Linked DNA regions of Homo sapiens: region 1 is linked to region 2. A link is an interaction called in ENCODE POLR2A ChIA-PET data of the cell type or tissue named here. Cell type or tissue: OCI-LY7. All regions are shown on one strand. Each heading gives the region's core, and the rest is flanking DNA. Links, peaks and the distances in the headings are about the cores only.

What was found. ChIA-PET counts read pairs that join two places held together with the same protein. Peaks named below come from ENCODE experiments on the same cell type or tissue, not always from the same donor. Only the 100,000 strongest peaks of a DNase experiment are listed, where the experiment ranks them.
Region 1: POLR2A ChIA-PET joins it to region 2 with 5 read pairs; 22 of 35 experiments call an interaction of 5 or more read pairs at or near these places.

What each region holds. Positions count from the first base shown.
Region 1 is chr15:41,345,564-41,353,787 of GRCh38, reverse strand. It overlaps NUSAP1 (nucleolar and spindle associated protein 1), which reads right to left. Exons shown (of 11, transcript NM_016359.5): 3 at 4,547-4,690; 4 at 2,659-2,800. Among named protein-coding and RNA genes, the nearest start is that of NUSAP1, 17 kb to the right of the region's middle. In OCI-LY7, for the core only: no CTCF peak of the experiment used is centred there; no DNase peak of the experiment used is centred there.
Region 2 is chr15:41,280,868-41,289,091 of GRCh38, reverse strand. It overlaps OIP5-AS1 (OIP5 antisense RNA 1), which reads right to left and starts at 6,395. Exons shown (of 5, transcript NR_152821.1): 1 at 6,374-6,395; 2 at 2,992-3,081. CHP1 (calcineurin like EF-hand protein 1) reads right to left here. Exons shown (of 7, transcript NM_007236.5): 7 at 7,205-8,224. RefSeq lists enhancers at 3,242-3,981, 5,466-6,207. In OCI-LY7, for the core only: no CTCF peak of the experiment used is centred there; DNase peaks (open chromatin) are centred at 3,451, 4,101, 4,521 and 5,201; H3K4me3 peaks cover 2,652 bases; H3K27ac peaks cover 2,324 bases.

The DNA of each region.
Region 1 (8,224 bases), core at 2,312-6,311, 64 kb before region 2:
TAAAGGGCCCCGTATAATATGCTATAGAGCTATGAGTCTAATCTTACAAATATAAGAAAGCCTCAATCTTACATCTTTTTCAACTTCAGGCAATCTATTTTAAAAATATGCAATGAGCTTTCATCTCTTTTTAATTATTTTTTTCTTTTCTTTCAACCACTGATTTACAAGCAAGTGGGTTTCCAAGAAATACCATTTCTAAAGTTCTCATCCTTAAGTTTCCCCAATGTATCCGTAAAACAAGGCAGAGGAATGTTCTGTCAGTGTTGGAATGGTCGCAGGGGCTTCTGCTTAGACTTTGGCTATAAAACCAGAAGGTGAAAGTTTCATGAGAAACAGGATATTTGGCAGGGTTTGGTGGCTCACGCCTGTAATCCTGGCACTTTGGGAGGCCGAAGTGGGCCGATCACCTGAGATTAGGAGTTCGAGACCAGTCTGGCCAACATGGTGAAACCCTGTCTCTACTGAAAAAACAAAAACATGGTGGTGCACACATGTAATCCCAGCTACTTGGGAGGTTGAGGCAGTGGAATTGCTTGAGACTGGGAGGCAAAGGTTGCAATGAGCCGAGATCCTGTCACTGTACTCCCGCCTGGGCAACAGAGAGAGACTCTGTCTCAAAACAAAACAAAACAAAGAAAGGATATTTATGTAGAGTAACTCTCCACAGGATACTTACTAATTCCAAGTGGTAAAAGAGTAACTTCACAAAGAAACAACCTAGCAGACACCACCATAACTAACTGATGGAAGTTAACGTGACTAGCCATAGGAAAAACCAGCACTTGTGCCTCCTAGGGTGCTTACTGAGGAAGCAACAGCATTGCTCTTTGGGATTCCTGCCAACAGCCCATAGTCTGATTCTAAGCATGAGGACATATTAGACAAACCAACTCAGAGGACAAAAAACTGGCCTGTATTAAAAAATGCTGGCTGGGCATGGTGACTCACACCTGTAATCCCAGCACTTTAGGAGGCTGAAGTGGGCAGATTACTTGAGCTCAGCAGTTTGAGACCAGCCTGGGCAACATGGTGAAACCCTGTCTCTACTAAAAATACAAAAATTAGCCGGGCGTGGTGGTGCATGCCTATAGTCCCAGGTACTCAGGAGGCTGAGGCTGCAGTGAGCTGAGATCGTGCCACTGTGCTCTAGCCTGGGCAACAGAGCAAGACCCTGTCTCAAAAATAAATAAATAAATAAATAAATAAAAATTAAAAATTACCTGGGAGACTTGTTAAAAACTGAAGATTCCCAAGCCCATCTCAGACCCAAGGAATCCTGTAATTTTCTAGATTCAGTATGACACTCAAAGTTTTAGGGAAAATGAGAAGGCTCAGGATTAGAAATTCCAGATTTAACTGCTTGGTGGATACTGGAATGAATTATCCTCTCTCAGTCTCTCTAACTCCTCCTCTGGCAAGGCTCAGGGCCCTAGCAGATTTGCCCAGGTGAAACTAATACTGAGATATTTTATTTTCATTTATTTATTATTATTTTTTATTTTTTAAGAGCAGAGGTTTAGTAGGCAAAAGAAAGCGAAAGGAAGGCCGGGTGCGGTGGCTCACGCCTGTAATCTCAGCACTTTGGGAGGCTGAGGTGGGTGGATCACGAGGTCAGGAGTTCGAGACAAGCCTGGCCAACATGGTGAAACCCCGTCTCTATTAAAAATACAAAAATTAGCTGGGCCTGGTGGCACGAGCCTGTAATCCCAGCTACTTGGGAGGCTGAGGCTGGAGAATCGCTTGAACCCAGGAGGTGGAGGTTGTAGTGAGCCAAGATCGTACCATTGCAACTCCAGCCTGGGCAACACAGCAAGACTCTGTCTAAAAAAAAAAAAAAGAAATTCTATAACATGGTGCTATGGGTTGAATTGTGGCCCCCTAAAAGATATGTTGAAGTCCTAACCACTGGTACCTGTCATATGACCTTATTTAGATATGGGAATTTTTTTTCAGATGTATTAAGGTTAAAATGACATCATTTGGATGTTCTTTTAATTTTTTGAGATAGGGTCTCACTCTGTCCATGCTGGGGTGAAGTGGTATGAAGATGGCCCACTGCAGCCTTAACCTCCTGGGTTCAAGCAACCCTTTCACCTCAGCCTCCTGAGTAGCTGGGACCACAGGTGTGCACCATCATGGCTGGCTGATTCTTTTGACTTTTTGTAGAGACAGGGTCTCACCATGTTGCCCAGGCTGGTCCTGAACTCCTAGGCTCAAGCAATCCTCCTGACTTGGCTTCCCAAAGTAATGGGATTATAGGCACCAGCCACTATGCTTGGCCTATTTGGGTGGATCCTAATCCAATATGACTGCTGTCCTATTAAGAAGACATAGAGAGAGAATGTCATGCGCTGTCAGAGCCAGAGACTGGTAATGATGCAGCTGCAAGCCAAGGAACACCAAGCGTCGACAGCCATCGCAAAGTAGTCAGAGGCAAGGAAGGAGTCCACCCAGAGTCTCAGAGAAGCATGGTCCTGCTGACACATTGATTTTGGACTTCCAGCCTCTAGAACTATGAAAGAGTAAATTTCTGTTGTTCTAAGCTGCCCAGTTGTGGTGCTTTGTCACAACAGTCCTAGGAAATTAATGTACCTGGCTACTTCTAGCAATTTTGGTTTTTAAAGTTACTTGACATACCATTTATTCCACGTTTACCTGAGGAAACAGCATTCTCAGCTTCTTGGTGCTCGTCTGGTGGAGAAGGAACTTTTGCAGTAGCTCTGAGATCCTGGCTTTCCTGCTTTTCATGATTCTGGAATTCAGTGGGATTACTTATTTTTATCTCTGAATGATTCTGCTACAAATTTAAAAAGGAAATAAAAGATTTCGATGATAAATAAGAATTGCTGCCTTCCAAAGATAAGTACCAAAGTGAGGGGGAAAAGGGGTTAAAGGAAGAAAAGTAGGAGAATGAGATTTTTGGTGGCAGATTTGGTTCTCTGCCTTATCAACTGTCACGAGAATGTAAATTTGAGAACAGGAGATACTAGGGCACATTAAGAGGAAAATAGAAATGGCAAGATTAGCTCTGTTAGCAAGGACAAATGAAGAAACCTAGACAGTCTACTGAGCAAGTGACTACATTGAGGCAGAAATTTAAATAATAATAAGTACTGCATTTATTCACTCCAAGAAAAGTAAAAACTAAGGCCCAGAATGTGGCAAGGCAAGAGTTAAAAAGAAAAGAACAAGTTTTCCTCTGCCTAGTAGCTCACTTTGAAGACAGTTAGAAGATAACGCTGTCCAAATAGCCAAGGCCAAAGGAATAAGCTCCAGACACCACCCTCCCCCCGACCCCTGGTTCCAGAGCAAGGTTGAAAGAAAAAAAAAAGAGAAATACAAGTTCTTTTAATGTTACTCTTTTCCCGGGCTTCTTAAGCATGATTAGCATGATTATGTTTTACAAATGTCTGTATTTAGCCAGTTCTTGTTTTTCTTTTAATGCAGCTACAAGGCCACTGGCTAAGTCACAAGTTATGTTACGCTATAGATTATGTAACCTGTTACTGTATGATTAATTGCTTTTATTTTGCTTCTGTAAAGCCACTTATAAAAACCCGCTCAGTCTTTGTTCAAGGCTCAGCTTTTAGATGTGAATCCTCCGAGCCGGTGCGTGCCTAAAATAAACAAATCCTCCTGTACTCCGTATTAGTCTCTCCGTTCCTCAGTTTACTGCAACAATATGAACATAGAAAAGAAAATTAAGACTGTGTTTCAGGGCTGGGCATGGTGGCTCACACCTGTAATCCTAGCACTTTGGGAGGCCGAGGTGGGTAGAGCACCAGAGGTCAGGAGTTCAAGATTAGCCCAGCCAACATGGTGAAATCTCGTCTCTACTAAAAATACAAAAATTAGTTGGGCGTGGTGGTGGCCACCTGTAATCTCAGCTACTCAGGAGGCAGAGGCAGGAGAATTGCTTGAACCTGAGAGGTGGAGGTTGCAGTAAGCTGAGATGGTGCCATCACACTCCATACTGGGCAACAAGAGTGAAACTCTGTCTCAAAAAAAAAAAAAAAAAGAAAAGAAAAAAGAAAAAAAAGACTGTGCTTTGTAAAAATTACATTTGAATAAAAGGATAAGATAAAAGAATAAAACCAGAGTCTACGGAAAGCAAGCGAGGGAAGCCCCTTGCTAATCATGTGATCACACTGCTGAAAGACTAAGTACAGGGTGATCACCAGGCCAGGGACAAGGTAGGAAGGAGAATTTAAACAAACGAAAAAACAACAAAAAACACATTTAATGCTTGTTTCTCTTTCCTTCCTACCTACTACACCTCACTTAAGTGAACACTCAATGAATGTTCATATTTATACAACAAATATTTAATGTGAGCTTAATACTTAAAAAGTGCTTCCTGAGGCCCAAGCCCTGGGATGCAGTGATGAGCAGCTGGACTTGGGTCTGGGCTTTCATGGAGCTTACAGCACACAGTAACCTTACAAACACATGACATCACATGGGAATTTAAAAAGAAATCTCCATAAAAGTATGCCAATTTTGGCATAGGTGGTTTATTTTCAGTTTGTATATTTCCATTCACCTGTGAGTCAGGGTCCACACGGACAGTCTTGCACCTTCTCCTTGTTTTGGTGACATGGCCAAGTGGCTGTCTCTCAGCTTCTTCCTGGTTGCTGATCTGTATCTCAGTCTCATCACAAGAGGATGCAGAAGTTTGACTTTCATCCTGAAAAGAGAGGTATTAATCTGCTATGTGCTATGTCTACAGTTATAATGCTCAGGAAGAATCAGAATTGAGACAGAATAAAAAACATATTACATATGCAAAAGAAAAAATTTAAAACTCTCTAGCGGTAAATTGTAGGCAAAGACAAGAATTATAGAGTATTTAGGCCAGGCACAGTGGCTCACGCCTGTAATCCCAGCACTTTGGGAGACCGAGGCGAGTGGATCACCTGAGGTTAGCGAGACCAGCCTGGTTGACATAGTGAAACTCCATCTCTACTAAAAATAGAAAATTACCCGGGCATGGTGGTGCATGCCTGTAATCCCAGCTACTTGGAAGGCTGAGGCAGGATAATCACTTGACCCGGCAAGGGGAGGTTGCAGTGAGCCAAGATGGCGCCATTGCACTCCAGCCTGGGCAACAAGAACGAAACTCCGTCTCAAAAACAAACAAGCAAACAAACAAACAAACCCTTATAGATTATTTAAAAAGAAATAATCACACTTAGCAACCCAAATTAATAAATTAGGGTAGTAAAGTATTCAAAGTTATTTTAGTGTGAATAAATACAGAAATTGGGCCAGGTGCAGTGGTTCACACCTGTAATCCCAGCACTTTGGGAAGCTGAGGCAGGTGGATCACTCGAGCCCAGGACTTTGAGACCAGCCTGGGCAACATGGCAAAACCCCATCTCTACTTAAAATTATTAAAAATGTATTAAGCCGGGCCAGTGGCTCACACCTGTAACCCCAGCATTTTGGGAGGCCAAGGCTGGTGGATCACCTGAGGTCAGGATTTCGAGACCAGCCTGGCCAACACAGTGAAACCCTGTCTCTACTAAAAATACAAAAATTAGCCAGGCGTGGTGGCAAGTGCCTGTAATCCCAGTTACTCAGGAGGCTAAGCCAGGAGTTATATTTTGTATTATCTTCATTTCCTTTAGGGTCATCTTTTTCTTTCTTTCTTTCTTTTTTAGAGACAAGGTCTTGCTCTGTTGCCTAGGCTAGATTACAGTGGCTTGATCTAAGTTCACTGCGGCCTCAATTTCTGGAGCTCAACTGACCCTCCCACCTCAGCCTCCCAATCAGCTGGGTCCACAGGTATGTGTTACCACACGTAAGCTAATTGTTTTAATTTTGTAGAAATGGGGTCTCACTATGTTGCCCAGGCTGGTTGTGAACTCCTAGGCTGAAGTCATCCTCCTGCCTTGGCCTCGCAAAATGTTGGGATTACACACGTGAGCCTCTATGCCCAGTCCGTTTTCTTTCTTTTTTTTTTTTTTTTGAGACGGAGTCTCACTCTGTTGCCCAGGCTGGAGTGCAGTGGCATGATCTTGGCTCACTGCAAGCTCCACCTCCTGGGTTCATGCCATTCTCCTGCCTCAGCCTCTTGAGTAGTTGGGACTACAGGCGCCCGCCACCACGCCTGGCTAATCTTTTGTGTTGTTAGTAGAGACGGGGTTTCGCCTGTTAGCCAGGATGGTCTCGATCTGTTGACCTTGTGATCCGCCCACCTCAGCCTCCCAAAGTGCTGGGATTACAGGAGTGAGCCACCGCACCCGGCCATGTCTATTCATATTTCATAGCAAATCAGGAAAAACCTCATTAGGAGCTTGAGTGTGCAGGAAATGTGTGTTATTTGGCAGGATTCCTTGGTTAGGGAGGAGGCCATTATGCTGGTGGTTCCTTGAATGCCCAAAGGCAGGAGCCTTTGTCTGATAACTATTTAATTTCCTTAATGAGAAATCTTCCAATATTTTAGAGGGTAGGAGACATCTGGTAGACTGATTACAGGCAGTCTACCAGATGTCTATTTCACTATTAGTAGTCAGTCAATTTCACTATTATGGCCACAGGCCATCCCTTGATAGTCTATTTATTTGGCTTGAGGTTTAGTGAGGCCTATCATCAGTATTTTTTTTGTTTTGAGACAGAGTCTAGTTCTGTTGCCCAGGCTGGAGTGCAGTGCTATAATCTCGGCTCACTGCAATCTCCGCCTCCCAGGCTCAAGCAATTCTCCTGCCTCAGCCTTATGACTAGCTGGGATTACAGGTACATGCCACCATGCCCAGCTAATTTTTGTATTTTAGTAGAGACGGGATTTCACCATTTTGGCCAGGCTGGTCTCGAACTCCTGACCTCAGCTGATCCACCCACCTTGACCTCCCAAAGTGGTGGGATTACAGGCGTGAGCCACTGTGCCTGGCCATACATCAGTATTTATTTATTTATTTATTTATTTATTTATTTATTTATTTATTTATTTATTTTTGAGACGGGGTCTGGCTCTGTTGCCCAGGATGGAGTGCAATAGCACAATCTTGGCTCATTGCAACTTCTGGCTCCTGAGTTCAAGCGATTCTCCTGCCTCAGCCTCCCGAGTAGCTGGGACTACAGGTGCGTGCCACCACACCCGGCTAATTTTTGTATTTTTAGTAAAGATGGGGTTTCACCATTTTGGCCAGGATGGTTTTGATCTCTTGACCTCGTGATCCACCCACCTCGGCCTCCCAAAGTGCTGGGATTACAGGCCTGAGCCACCGCACCCAGCCATCCGTATTTTTAAAAAGTTCCCCAGCCTAGGCAACATAATGAGACCCCAGTCTCTACAAAAAAAATTTCTTAAAAAGTAACAAGGTGTAGTGAGTGTGCCTGCAGTTCCAGCTACTTATGAGGCTGAAGTGGGAGGACTGCTTGAGGTCAAGCCAAAAGCAAGCCATGATTATGCCACTGCACTCCAGCCTGGGTGATAGAGTGAGACCCCATCTCAAAAATAAATAATTAAGAAAAAATATATAAAAAAATATAAAATATATCTGTTGGGAATGAAAGAATAAAGCTTAAAGAATAGAAGGACTGGCTGGGTGTGGTGGCTCACGCCTATAATCCCAGGACTTTGGGAGGCCAAGGTGGGCACATCACTTGAGGTCAGGAGTTCAAGACCAGTCTGGCCAACATGGTAAAACCTCCACTCTACTAAAAACACAAAAATTAGCTGGGCATGGTGGTGTGCATCTGTAATCCCAGTTACTCAGGGCAAGACTCCATCTCAAAAAAAAAAAGAATAAAAGGCCTTAACCAGAGGTAAAATATTACAGAAGTGGAATAGTTCCAAGTGTTGTAAGGTCTAGGATATGCCCAGAGAAGTAGACGGTTGATAAAGAGCAAAAACAAAGATCACTAGCATTAAGGGACAAGGAGGCCACAGTAGTAAGAAGAGACATCCAGATGGACCTTTGAACTTGTCCAAAATAAGATGAAGACATGAGGAAATGATGACAATGAGACAGAGAACACTAGAGAGTAACTAGGAGCTCAGCAGATGGGAGATTAAAATAGGTAAGCATATGCGGTGGCTCACCCCTGGAATCCCAGCACTTTGGGAGGCCGAGGTGGGAGGATCACCTGAGGTTGGGAGTTTGAGACCAGCCTGACAAACATGTGAAACCCCGTCTCTACTAAAAATACACAATTATCCGGGTGTGGTGGCGCATGCCTGTAATCCCAGCTACTCAGGAGGCTGAGGCAGGAGAAT
Region 2 (8,224 bases), core at 1,656-5,655:
AGTATACAATTCAGTAGTATTAAGTACATTCATACTGCTGTGCAACCATCACCGTAATCCATCTCCAGGACTCATTTCTTCTTCCCAAACTGAAACCTTGTACACATTACACAGTAATTCCCTCTCGCTGCCCTTCCTGCAACCCCTGGCAACCATCATTCTACTTTCTGTCTCTATAATTCTGATGCTGCCCAAGCTGGGGTGCAGTGGCTATTCACAGGCACAATCAGCATACTGCAGCCTTGAACTTCAGGCCTCAAGCAATCCTACTACCTCAGTTTCCAGAGTAGCTGGGACTACATACAAGGTTTCAATCCTTGAAGCAGTTGTACACTGAATGGTTTTCATATAATTAATCAAGGTATAAGTAGGTGTTAATGGGTTGAACTGTGTCCTCCCAATATTCGTATGTTAAAAGTCCTAGCCCCTACTACCTCATACTGTGACCTTATTTGGTAATAGAGTCATTACAGATGTCAGCAGCTAAGATGAGGTCATTAACAGAGCAGGATGGACCCCAATCCAATATGACTAGTCTCCTTATATTAGGACTCAGATACACACACAGGAAGAACTTCATGTGAAGACTGGAGTTATGCTGCCACAAGTTAAGGAACCACAAGAAATTAGAAGGACTGGAAATTTTTTTTTCAGTGCCTTCAGAGGGACGGCCCTGCCAACACTTTGGTTTTAGACATCTGACCTTTATTTATAACTATCAAACAATTTCTGTTATTCTAAGCTACCCAATTTGTGGTGCTTTGTTACAGCAGGCCTAGGAAACTAAAACTAACACAGTAGGTATGAAGCCTATTTTGCAGATATAATGTCACTGTCAATTAAGAAAGGACACACTGGCCAGGCGCGGTGGCTCACACCTCCAATCTCAGCATTTTGGGAGGCTAAGGTGGGCGGATCACGAGGTCAGGAGTTCAAGACGAGCCTGCCCAATATGGTGAAACCCCATCTCTACTAAAAATACAAAAATTAGCTGGGCGTGGTGGCAGGTGCCTATAATGTCAGCTACTCAGGAGGCTGAGGCAGGAGAATCGCTTGAACCCGGGAGGCGGAGGTTGCAGTGAGCTGAGATTGCGCCATTGCACTTCAGCCTGGGCGACAAGAGCAAAACTCTGTCTCAAAAAAAAAATTAAATAAATATATTCCAAAATTTGCCTCGTTTAAGAGAAGAATGAATTATTATTAACTGTTCGCGGGAGTGTAGATCAGAACAGCCACTATGGAAAAACAGTATGGAAATTTTTTTTTGAGACGGAATCTCACTCTGTAGCCCAGGCTGGAGTGCAGTGGCGCGATCTTGGCTCATGGCAACCTCCGCCTCCCAGGTTCAAGCGATACTCCTGCCACAGCCTCCTGAGTAGCCAGGATTACAGGCATGAGCCACCGCGCCCAGCTGGGAGGTTTCTAAAGAAATTAAAAATGGAACCACCACATAACCCAGCACTCCCTCTTCTGGGCATATAACCAAAAAACATGAAATCACTTCATAAAGATGTCTGCACTCCTATGTTCAGTGGAACATTATTCACAATAGCCAAGATACAGAAAAAACCTAACTGTCCATCATCAATGGATGAATGGATAAACTGTAGAAACTACAGTGCATATATATGATGGCATATGTTACTCAGCCCTAAAAAAGAATGAGATCTTGGCCAGGCGCAGTGGCATATGCCTGTAATCCCAGCACTTTGGGATTAAGTCAAGAGTTTGAGACCAGCCTGGCCAAAATGGTGAAATCCTGTCTCTACTAAAAAAATATAAAAATTAACCAGGCGTGGTGGCGCACACCTGTAATCCTGGCTACTTGGGAGGCAGAGGCAAAAGAATCGCTTGAATTAGGGAGGCAGAGGTTGCAGTGAGCTGAGATAGCACCACTGCACTCCAGCCTGAGTGCAGTGACAGAGCAAGTGCTAAGACAGCAAGACTGTCTCAAAAAAAAAAAAAAACAAAATATTTTGCCATTTGTCACAGCATAGATGAGTCAGGAGGACTGAAAGAAAAACATTGCACAATCTCATTTACATGTGAAATTTTTTTAAAAAATCAAATATACAGAGTTAGAGAACAAAACAGTGATGTGGGAGTTAGTAAAGGAAGAGATATAGGTCAGAGAATATAAAGGAACAGGTACGTAGGCTGAACAAGTCTAACGATCTAATGTACAACATGACAACTATAGGTAATAAAATTATACTGTAAACAGGATCCATGCTAAATGAGATTTTAGCTGTTGCCACAAAAACAAAATAGCTATGTGAGACAATGGATGTTAATTTACTTCACTGTAGAAACCTTTTTACTATCTATATGCATCCCAAAACATCATGTTGTATACCTGAAATATACACAAAATTTATTTAAATAAAACCACCCAGTAACATTTTTTTTTAATCGTTATTTTTGGGTGAGATGGAGTCTGTCTCTGTGGCCCAGGATGGAGCGCAGTGGCGCAATCTCGGCTCGCTGCAGCCTCCGCCTCCCAAGTTCAAGCAATTCTCCTGCCTCAGTCTCCCAAGTAGCTGGGATTACAGGCGCGTGCCACCACACCTGCTTAATTTTTGTATTTTTTGTAGAGATAGGGTTCCCCCATGTTGCCCAGGCTGGTCTCAAACTCCTGACCTCAAGTATCTGCCCACCTCGGCCTCCCAAACTGCTGGGATTACAGGCGTGAGCCACCGGGCCAGGCCTATTTTTTAATCATTTGATTTCCTTCAATCTAATTAAATATGTGTCTGTTTTCTTTAGACAGTGAAAATTATTGGTAGTTTGAGCAAATGATCAAGATTACTCCTTTTTATTTAATACATTTCTTTTGTTGAAAAATAAAAGATTTAACTTAAATTTCAATAGCTTACAGTCATTTTTCATGTTCGTCTTCTGCTGAAGCTAACGGCTTATTGTTCCACTTCTATGTACCTGTTTTCAAGCTACTTAAACAGTATTTGGAACGATTAGCCCACAATTACTTACTTGCCAAGTCCTGAGTTCAGAATTTTGTTTTTGAGATGAATATAAAAGCACCTAAAGGTCAAGGAAAATTTTCTTCCTGTGATAAGGAACCTAAAAAGAAAAAGAACATTAAGGATATGGCCCTCACTGGTGCTAGTAATTTTAGTATACAATATTACTCAAACAGACAAGCTATTGTTAAAAAAAAATCAATATCATAAACTATTCAAAAGGAACAGTAAGAAAGCAGTTACTCTCTACCTGCACTGGCATTAATTTTAAAAAGATGTCAAGTCTTGGAGCAGTGGTTCTCAAGCTTTTATGAAACAGTGTCCTCTTTGAGAATCTGATACTATGGACCTTCTTCTTCCCACAAAAATGTATAATTGTGCATAAAATTTCCAGTAGTTTATGGACCCCTACTTAAGACCTTTGTGTCAGGCCTCTGAGCCCAAGCCTGCACGTATATATCCAGATGGTCTGAAGCAACAGAAGAATCACAAAAGAAGTGAAAATGGCCAGTTCCTGCCTTGACTGATGACATTACCTTGTGAAATTCCATCTCCTGGCTCAGAAGCACCCCCACTGAGCACCTTGTGACCCCCACCCCTGCCCGCAAGAACACAACCCCCTTTGACTGTAATTTTCCACTACCTACCCAAATCCTATAAAACTGCCCACCCCTAACTCCCTTTGCTGACTCCTTTTTGGACTCAGCCCGCCTGCACCCAGGTGAAATAAATAGCTTTATTACTCACACAAAGCCTGTTTGGTGGTCTCTTCGCACGGACGCGCCTAACACTTTGCTTTAGTGTAGATGACCACTCCCCTCTATAAGGTAGGGAGGAAGAATGTTCGGTTAGTTCCTCTCCTCTGGCCGATATTTTTTTTCTTCTCCTGGATGAGACAAAGACAAAAAAACAAAAAATAAACTGACAGAGCGACAAAAAAGGTCTCATATAAAAGTCCTTCTGTATTATTTTTCAGCTCTAGCAAATCCAGGGCCAACAAAGAGCATACCCAAAAACATTCATTTGTCTAATGGTGTGTCCGTTGGAACTTAACTAATGTGCCAGTTTTAAACAGGCCACACCAATTCAGAAACCTAGTAACAGGAACTTTCCTAGAATCTTACCTGAGAGACCGGATGAGGGTAAGGTTACAACAATCCAAATTACCAAAAGAGACAACCCGTTCGGTTAAAGGAGAACAGAATACCAAATGCCTCAGTGTTGACACTGTGCAACCCCACCACTTTACACAAACTACGTTCTAATAACATTTCCCTATCATTCTGTCTCTATAAAAACAATATTGTACACTGAACTCCTGTACTTCTGGGTCGGAAACCAAAAACGGTGAATTCTATCAAGACCCTGGCATCAGCCAAAATTAATGCGCCATTAGAACGTTATCAGGACATCAGTGCCAGAACCGCTTACTCAGATCATAAAAGTTTGGGAGGTGGGAGTGGGAGCGGACGGCTTTAGTAAAAGTTGCACCAGGGTGTCCGCGATAAACACACCCGAATGCAATTCCCAAGGGAAACCTGTTACAAGTCTCAAGGTCAACGGGCTGGGGACACAAAATACTCAGAGCCACAACAGGCCTCAACTGATACCGCTGACGGGCAAAGAGGGGGAACGAAGTCCTAAGGCGAGGGGTATAAGTAAATCAATAAAACAAAGATATTCTTCGAAAAATAAATCGATGGCAGAAGCAGCGGCTGCCAGATACAGCCCCGTGTGGGTGCAAGCAGAAAGCACAAAGGTGGCTAAAGGCACGGCACTGGGAAGGACCGAGACGGGCTGAGGGGTGGGCCGTGCAACACACCCAGAAGGCGGGTGACGGCTGCCCTGGAGCCGCCGAGGTTGGAACCCCCGCCCAGCCGAGGCCGAGGCCGGCTGCCCGCAACTCGCAGGTTCCTGCGCGCTTCCGTACCCGGCCCGTCTGGGCCACGCCACCTCCTCGGCGCCTGCTCGTCCCACCGTCACTGGCCTTCTCGGCTCACCTCGCACGGTCCAACAGATGCACTCGGCCTCCCGGGGGCTGCTCGCCCCCGGCCCAGAGGCCAGTTTGCAGCGGCACGCCTTACTCCGCCATCTTCGCAGCTTCTCAAGGTGGCCAACCCTGCGGTGGGCCGTTCCCACAAGCCCCGCCCCCGCCGCTGGGGCTGAGTGTTTATTGGGCATCGTCTTGCTCGCGCGCGCTCTCCTTGCGTCGTAGGTTGGTTGGAATGCACGTCAATCAATAGCACTCGCCCCACTCTTTCGATCCGGATTGGGTCCCAGAATTGAGGTAACAGGGAGAAATGCTTTTGTAATTCAATTATTAAGAATGTAAAATTTCCGCCGTAGAAGCTGTACCACGTGGTAAGATAGTGTGGCTAGGCCGCGTGACTATTTTAAGCCACTGTTAGGTTAAACTGTAGTACTAATAATTTCATTCTCAGGCCCGAGGGTTTTTGTTTTGTTTTGTTTTTTGAGACAGAGTCTCTCACTGTCGCCCAAGCTGGAGTGCAGTGGCGCGATCTTGACTCACTGCAACCTCCGCCTCCCGGGTTTAAACGATTCTCCTGCCTCAGCCCCTCAAGTAGCTGGGACTACAGGCGCATGCCACCACACCCAGCTAATTTTTGTATTTTTAGTAGAGACGAGATTTCACTACGTTGGCCAGACTGGTGTCGAACTCCTGACCTCAGGTGATCCACCCGCCTCGGTCTCCCGAAGTGCTGGGATTACAGGCATGAGCCACCGCGCCCAGGCTTTTAATCCAGGGGTAGCACAACACCTAGGGAAAAAATTTAATGCTTCCAGTTTGTCTCTGTCTTTGACTCTTAAAGGGCCCAAACGTTGTCCGGCTGTTTACAGCTTTGGTCAATACAGGAGAGAAGGATTCGTCACTTTTCTGAAGGCCCTCCTGCATAGAGGAAACCTGCTGTAACTGGCAGTTTTGTTGTTTGCTACACCCAACTGTAGGGCATCCTTTCTTCTGCATCATTTCCCAGAGGGGCAGGTGTCAGGCCTCTGAGCCCAAGCTAAGCCATCATATCCCCTGTGACCTGCACGTATACATCCAGATGGCCTGAAGCAACTGAAGATCCACAAAGAAGTGAAAATAGCCTTAACTGATGACATTCACCATTGTGATTTGTTTCTGCCCCACCCTAACTGATCAATGTACTTTGTAATCTCCCCACCCTTAAGAAGGTTCTTTGTAATTCTCCCCACCCTTGAGAATGTACTTTGTGAGATCCACCCCCTGCCCACAAAACATTGCTCCTAACTCCACCGCCTATCCCAAAACCTGTAAGAACTAATGATAATCCACCACCCTTTGCTGAACTCTCTTTTCCGACTCATCCCACCTGCACCCAGGTGAAATAAACAGGCTTGTTGTTCACACAAAGCCTGTTTGGTGGTCTCTTCACACGGACACGTGACAGCAGGGAGGGTATACGTGGGGTGGCTCCTCTTCGGGGTTATGACAAGCGAGGCCCAGCGTAGGCAGTGTAGGTCCACTGTGCTTGCCAAACACCAAGAGGGCTGTCATCTGGGTGGATTCTTAGAAATGCAGATTCCTGGCCTGGCACGGTGGCTGTAATCCCAGCACTTTGGGAGGCTGAGGCGGGTGGATCAGCTGAGGTCAGGAGTTCAAGACCAGCCTGGCCAACATGGTGAAACCCCAATCTCTACCAAAAATACAAAAATTAGCCAGGTGTGGTGGCACGTGCCTGTAATCCCAGCTACTCAGGAGGCTGAGGCAGGAGAATTGCTTGAACCTGGGAGGCGGAGGTTGCAGTGAGCCAAGACTGTGCCATTACACTCCAGCCTGGGCAAGAGTGAGACTCCATCTCAAAAAAGAAATGCAAAGAAAAAGCCATGTAAAACCAGAGTATGTCACCGCTGAGGCTGCACATGAATGAGGAGGTGGGCAATTTAAGGAATGGACATATACTGGATTTTTAGGCTTTTTCTACATTTAAGGAGTCAGGGAGTCAAGAATAGAAATTGCGTCTTAGCTGGAATGAATGGGAAGTGGCCACGGCTGACAAAACCATGTCGAAGCCAAAAGTGCTGGCCCCTCGATGAATGTTTCCACTTCATATATCCAGGCAGCAGCAGAGTAGACTGCAGCTGACCGTACAGACATAAACTTGAGTAAGGGAGACACTGTGATTTCAAACTTGAAGGGACTAAGTTACATAAAATTCTTGTAAAATGGACAAAAGTTATTTTGTTTCAACCACAAGTATTTATTGATGGATCGAAGATACAATTTTAATGGAACAATAAGGCACAACCGTGGATTAAAACACTTTGCTATACAGCCAAAAGGGGGGAAAATCTATAACCTTAGGAACTTTATGCCAATCAAGAAGCCTCTAAAGTACCTCTCTAATAGATCAGTATCAGACATTCTTCCCTTTTACATAATTCCTATATTACATCACTTAATCATAAAATCTGACTGATACTTCATAAAGAATTCCTCATTCATTTATATTTGAGCCATCCAGCCTGGCTACTCCCCTGTTCTCCACCCTTTTCCATCACTTTGCAGTGGTATTTTTTAGCAATCTTCAATAGTTTTCCAAAGCAAGGAAACAAGCAAGCAAGCAATGAGTCAGAAAGTCAACCAAGGGCAGATGTGTGGCTAAATACACTCATAGAGACATACATTAGGATAGCAATAGCCTGATTCACTGAAGTCTAAACTAAGCTGACTTGGCAGAAAAGTTGCTGTGGCTCGCTCAAAGATCTGTAATGCCACCTTAGGTTGTGCTACTAGTGCCAGACCTCTTGTTTTTAAGGGATTAGCAGTGGTCTAAACAAGAAGCCAGGGAGCTAATGTAACCAGGCAGCTAATGACACAACAGTCAATGCTTTGGACATGTATTAGGAGCAGACTATGGCTTCCGTCATTAACATTTGCCAAGTGTAAAATTCATAAAGAATTTTGCGGCTGAGCACGGTGGCTCATGCCTGTAATCCCAGCACTTTGGGAGGCCGAGGCAGGAGGATCACCTGAGGTCAGGAGTTCAAGACCAACCTGGCCAACATGGTGAAACTCCCTCTCCACTAAAAATGCAAAAATTACCCAGGTATGGTGGCACACGTCTGTAATCCCAGCTACTTGGGAGGCTGAGGTGGGAGAATTGCTTGAACCCAGGAGGCAGAGGTTGCAGTGAGCCAAGATCACGCCACTGCACTCCAGCCTGGGTGACAGAGTGAGACTCCATCTCAAAAAAAAG